Regions from separate parts of the Homo sapiens genome. Here region 1 is linked to region 2. The links are chromatin contacts, found by Hi-C or POLR2A ChIA-PET in ENCODE. All regions are on one chromosome and are shown on one strand. Each heading gives the region's core, a stretch centred on a gene start or an enhancer-like site at or near the end of the contact. The rest is flanking DNA. Distances are from core to core; before and after follow the strand shown.

Region 1 (2,700 bases), core at 129-2,628, 100 kb after region 2:
GGCTGAGGCAGGCGGATCACCTGAGGACAGGAGTTCGAGACCAGCCTGGCCAACATGGTGAAACCCCGTCTTTACTAAAAATGCAAAAATTAGCTGGGCATGATGGCGGGAGCCTGTAATCCCAGCTACTCAGGAGGCTGAGGGAGGCTGAGGCAGGAGGATTGCTTGAACCTGGGGGACAGAGGTTGCAGTGAGCCGAGATCATGCCTGGGTGATAGAGTGACACTCTGTCTCAAAAAAAAAAAAGGAATAGAGTGGAATATAAAGCATCGTGTAATACAGGGCCGTGTAATACAGGGTGGTATTTTTAAAACTAAAATTTTCTTTTTTTTGAGACGGAGTCTCGCCCTGTCACCCAGGCTGGAGTGCAGTGGCGCGATCTCGGCTCACTGTAACCTCTGCCTCCCGGGTTAAAGTAGTTCTTTGCCTCAGCCTCCCTAGTAGCTGGGATTACAGGTGCCCGCCACCATACCTAGCAAATTTTTTTTTTTTTTTTTTTTTAAGTAGAGATGGGGTTTCACCATCTTGGCCAGACTGGTCTGGGACTCCTGACCTGGTGATCCACCCACCTCGGCCTCCCAAAGTGCTGGGATTACAGGCATGAGCCACTGCAGCCGGCCTAAATTTTGTTTTTAATTGTACATATTTATAGGATGCGGCGTGATGTTTTGATACATATATAAATTGTGCAGTGATCAAATCAAGGTTATTAGCAAATCCATCATCCCAGATGCTTGCCATTTCTTTGCGGTGAAACATGCAAAATGTTCTAGCTATTTTGAAGTATACAATCCATTGTTGTTGGCTATAGAGGGTGGTATTCTTTTGTAAAAGTATGCTGATGCGGCCAGGCACGGTGGCTCATGCCTGCAATCCCAGCACTTTGGGAGGCCGAGGCGGGCAGATCACTTGAGGCCAGGAATTCGAGACCAGCCTGGCTAACATTGTAAAACCCCATCTCTACTAAAAATAAAAAATTAGCCAGGCGCGGTGACGGGCGCCTGTAATCTCAGCTACTCAGGAGGCTGAGGCAGGAGAATCGCTTGAACCCTGGAAGTGGAGTTTGCAGTGAGCCGAGATCGTGCCACTGCATTCCAACCTGGGCAACAGAGCAAGACCTTGTCTCAAAAAAAAAAAAAAAAAAATGCTGACGCAAAATGATTTCTTACTGTGCGTCAGAATTTTGGAAGCCACTGGTAGACAGTCCTTAGTTTCACACAATGATTTTCAGACAACTGCCCATTCGCCAATTCCAACCACCTCGGCCCACTGCCCAAATCCAACGTTTCTGGTCTCCGGGCGGCGCTGCCTTAGCAGGATCCGCCGCCAGGTGGCGCGCTCCCCCCGCCCGGAGTGGGTTTTGTTCCATCCCGGACTTAGATCTTCCAAGACGGCGATTTCCTTCTGGTCGGGTCTCTTCCCGAGGATCCGCTTTACTCGTACTAGAAACTCTGACCTCGAATGCAGTTCCAGAAGCAGAACCCTGTAGGGGGTTTCAGGCGGCCAAGAAGGGAAGTGGTTCTCCTAAGACCGTCCCGGCTTCAGTCCACGGCGCTCACTAAATGCCTCCCACGCCAGACGAGGTCCCCCGTCCCCGGAGCTCGCGTCCCAGAGGTGAGGACACACACGAACCCTCCTGCCCGAATTCGCGACCCCGTCAGTGCAGGGAGGCTCTGGCCTGGGGCTGAAGAGCCGAGTCTCTGGTGCCTGACAGCACGGGGTCGAGCCCCTCCCGGCCACCTGCTGGCTGTGTGATCTTGGGCATCGTGCTTGGCCTCGCTGTGCCTCAGTTCCCCCCACTGTAAAATGGTAGTGATAACAGCAGCCACTTCATAGCGTTGCAGGCGTTGCATGAGTTAATAGGTGCAAAGCGCTCAGAAGGGGGCCTGGCGTATGTTTGCCAAAACGATTGTTGAAAATTCTCAGTTTACATCTGTGAGAATTGAGGACCAGTTGGGGGTAGAGGGTGGGGAATCCCCAAAGTCGGCTAAGTTCAGCCTCAGCGACTGGAGGCGGGAGGGGTGTTCCCTCAGCTACAGATGTTTCCCCCCTCCCGCCCCGGCCCCCTCCACCCCCGGTTGAATCCAGGGATTCTGATTTCAGCCATGGTCCTTTTCCTCCGCACAGCGCTCCCTGGGGGTGGGAGTGGACCCAGGCCCCTTGGCAAGGTCTGGGACTGTCCTGGCATAGCAGCCTCCCCTCCTCCTCTTCATTCCTTCCAGGATGGGGAGGGCCATGAGTCACCCAGATTCTAGGATAAAGCAGCAGATTGCTGGGAAACGCAGGCAGCAGGGGTCCGGGAGAAAGGGCCAAGCTTGAGCCCCCTCAGCCACAGTGGGGGTCCCTGACCTGCAGGTCTTCCCCAAACACTGAAAGCTGAACTTAACAGTGCTGGGGCCATGCAGAATGCGCGCCTAGGAGGACCTCTGCTCTTACCAGTGGCGTTTCTCTTTTCTTTTCCTTTTTTTTTGGAGACGAAATCTCGCTCCGTCGCCCAGACGGGAGTGCAGTGGCGCAGTCTCAGCTCACTGCAACCGCTGCCTCCCTTGTTCAAGTGATTCTCCTGCCTCAGCCTCCCAAGTAGCTGGGATTACAGATGTCTGCACCATGCCTGGCTAAGTTTTGTATTTTTAGTAGAGATGGGGTTTCGCCATGTTGGCCAGGCTGGTCCCGAACTCCTGACCTCAAGTGATCCACCCA
Region 2 (2,700 bases), core at 99-2,598:
CCCAGCATTCCCCTCCTGCTAGAGGGCTGGGCCCGGCACTTTTATAAAGCCACCCGTGGGGCTCTGGGGTAGAGCGTGGGGCAGGACACCGGGGCCTCTGAGGGTGGAAGAGGGTGTGTGTGTGTGGGCAGGGCAGAAACTCTGGAGCAGGGGGGAAGCCAGGGCCAGGGGCTCCTGAGGTAGTTTGGGTCAGAGTTTTGGCCTTGAGCCTCCTGGGTGAGGCTCCTGTTTCCTTCATCCTCAAGGTCTGGGAGAACAGGGTGAGGTGCACATTCCTGAAAAAGAAGAGAATCAGGGCCTAAATCTGTGGGTCGTAAAGGGAGAAACTGTAGATCTAGATTCTTAAGGTTAGGATGTTTGATCCATAAGATGGTGGGGGTGGGACCCTAAGTTCCAAGGAACAGCGTCCTAGGAGGGAAAAGGGCTGGGGCCCTGAACTCCTGGGTCTGAGGGAGGAGGGGCTGGGGCCCTGGACCCCTGGGTCTGAGGGAGGAGGGGCTGGGGCCCTGGACCCCTGGGTCTGAGGGAGGAGGGGCTGGGGCCCTGGACCCCTGGGTCTGAGGGAGGAGGGGCTGGGGATCTGGACTCCTGGGTCTGAGGGAGGAGGTGCTGGGGGTCTGGACTCCTGGGTCTGAGGGAGGAAGGGCTGGGGGCCTGGACTCCTGGATCTGGGGGAGGAGGGTCTGGGGGCCTGGAGTCCTGGGTCTGAGGGAGGAGGCTGGGGGCCTGGACTCCTGGGTCTGAGGGAGGAGGCTGGGGGCCTGGACTCCTGGGTCTGAGCGAGGAGGAGCTGGGCCTGGACTCCTGGATCTGAGGGAGGAGGGGCTGGGGGTCTGGACTTCTGGGTCTGAGGGAGGAGAGGCTGGGGGTCTGGACTCCTGGGTCTGAGGGAGGAGGGGCTGGGGACCCAGACTTCTGGGTTTGACGAACGGGCTGGGGCCTTGAGTCCTGGGTCTAGGGGAGGAAGTAGGTGGGGTATCTTTCTTGTCTTCTGGGGGATTGGAGTTAGAGTGCCTGAAAGCTGCAAAAGCTAGCAGCTGAGCCTCCGGGTCCCTGCAGGATTTTTCAAGCTCAGAGGGCAGTCTCTACATCCCTGCAAGGGCTGAGGCTGGTGTACTGGACTGCGTCTCTTCCAGAGACACAGACTGCCTGGGCGAACCGGTGCTGGATTTGGCACTTTCCGAACCCTGCGACCCTCCCAAGTTCCTATGGGGCAGCTTTGGGGGTGCGTTTAGCGCCGCCACGGCAAAGCAGGAGGTGGGCGATAGGGGGCGCCGGGGATCCAGGCCCCGCCCTCGGGGGCGGAGCCTCTCCTCCCGGACTCCTCCCCCTCTCGCTCTCCTCCCTCTTCCCGGCTCCAGCTCCGCCGCCAGCTCCAGCCTTTGCTCCCCCTCCCAAAGTCCCCTCCCCGGAGCGGAGCGCACCTAGGGTCCCTCTTCCGTCCCCCCAGCCCAGCTACCCGTTCAGACCAGCAGCCTCGGGGGGCACCCCCCCGCCAGCCTGCCTCCCTCCCGCTCAGCCCTGCCAGGGTTCCCCAGCCATGAATCTCTTCCGATTCCTGGGAGACCTCTCCCACCTCCTCGCCATCATCTTGCTACTGCTCAAAATCTGGAAGTCCCGCTCGTGCGCCGGTGAGAGGCCCACCAGGGCTGGCGAAGGAGAGAGATTGCGGGCGGGGGTTGGGGGACGTCGCAGGACTCAGGAAGGGTTTGGGGGCACTAGGGGCACAGGTTCCACCCCCACTGCTTGCTGGGGATCTCTCTTCTAGGTTCTGGGTCTCCAGGGGATCAGCTCCCTTCCCCAGACTGGCGGGGGTGCATACAGTTTCATGTGAATGGCTTTAGGCCCCCAATTCAGCCACCCCCAGCCCCAATCTGGGCAGCCCGAGGGTTCATGGACCGGGAACAGGGAACCATGGCAGGCGGGGAGGTGGCTGTGAGTTGGTGACGTGGACCGTGGCGGCCAGGAAGGGAACGGGAGGGAGGTGACCGGATCCGGGGCCTGAGGTCAGGGAAGGTCCTCCCTAGGCCTCACCTCAGGTCCAGACTGCGGGAGGACCCTGAGGGGCCAGGGGTAGCCATGAGGCCTAGTCTGGGACGGAGCCTCGGGCTGGAGTAGCTTCGGGGGCCTGGGCTGCCCCCTGGCTGTGGTCCGTGGGAAAGGGCCCTGCTCAGGCGGGGCGGGCTGGGGAGGCCTCCGGGGACAGCTGCACTCCAGAGCTGCCTCCAGGCTGGTCCCGGGCGCCCTGCCTTAGTTTATTGCCCATGCAGCCCACCCCCAGCTTCCTCTCTCCTTCTGTCTGTCTGTCTGTCTGTCTGTCTCTCTCTCTCTCTCTGTCTCTCTCTCTCTCTCTTTCTCTGTCTCTGGACCACAGGAATTTCAGGGAAGAGCCAGGTCCTGTTTGCTGTGGTGTTCACTGCCCGATATCTGGACCTCTTCACCAACTACATCTCACTCTACAACACGTGTATGAAGGTAGAGGCTCCACCCCACCTCTCTGGCCCCCACTGAGGCAGAGGAGCCGGGTGTGGGTCCCAGACTCCTAGGTCTGAGGGAGGAGGGGCTGGGGGCCTGGACTCCTGGGTCTGAGGGAGGAGGGGCCGGGGGCCTGGACTCTTGGGTCTGAGGGAAGAAGGGACTGAGGCCTGGACTCCTGGGTCTGAGGGAGGAGGGGTTGGGGGTCTGGACTCCTGGGTCTGA

Evidence for each region. Hi-C counts contacts between places; a loop is a spot of excess contacts on that map. ChIA-PET counts read pairs that join two places held with the same protein, here RNA polymerase II (POLR2A). Pooled maps may share reads with other maps.
Region 1: a loop to region 2 is called in a pooled map, with 2.3 times the contacts of the local background. The contact joins the enhancer-like site here to the promoter of KDELR1 in region 2. A Hi-C loop is called at or near these places in 3 of 50 pooled maps. POLR2A ChIA-PET finds 5 or more read pairs at or near these places in 3 of 52 experiments (H1, Panc1 and RWPE1).

The regions. Positions count from the first base shown.
Region 1 is chr19:48,290,054-48,292,753 of GRCh38, reverse strand. No RefSeq gene overlaps it. Among named protein-coding and RNA genes, the nearest start is that of ZNF114-AS1, 20 kb to the right of the region's middle. RefSeq lists enhancers at 732-1,380, 1,498-1,547, 1,568-1,617. Within about 2 kb of position 1,378, at least 3 of the 41 ENCODE cell types and tissues checked have a DNase peak (open chromatin) inside an H3K27ac peak, as active enhancers do.
Region 2 is chr19:48,390,199-48,392,898 of GRCh38, reverse strand. KDELR1 (KDEL endoplasmic reticulum protein retention receptor 1) reads left to right here and starts at 1,348. Exons shown (of 5, transcript NM_006801.3): 1 at 1,348-1,631; 2 at 2,375-2,475. The coding sequence starts at 1,541. RefSeq lists a silencer at 1,192-1,511 and an enhancer at 2,382-2,521.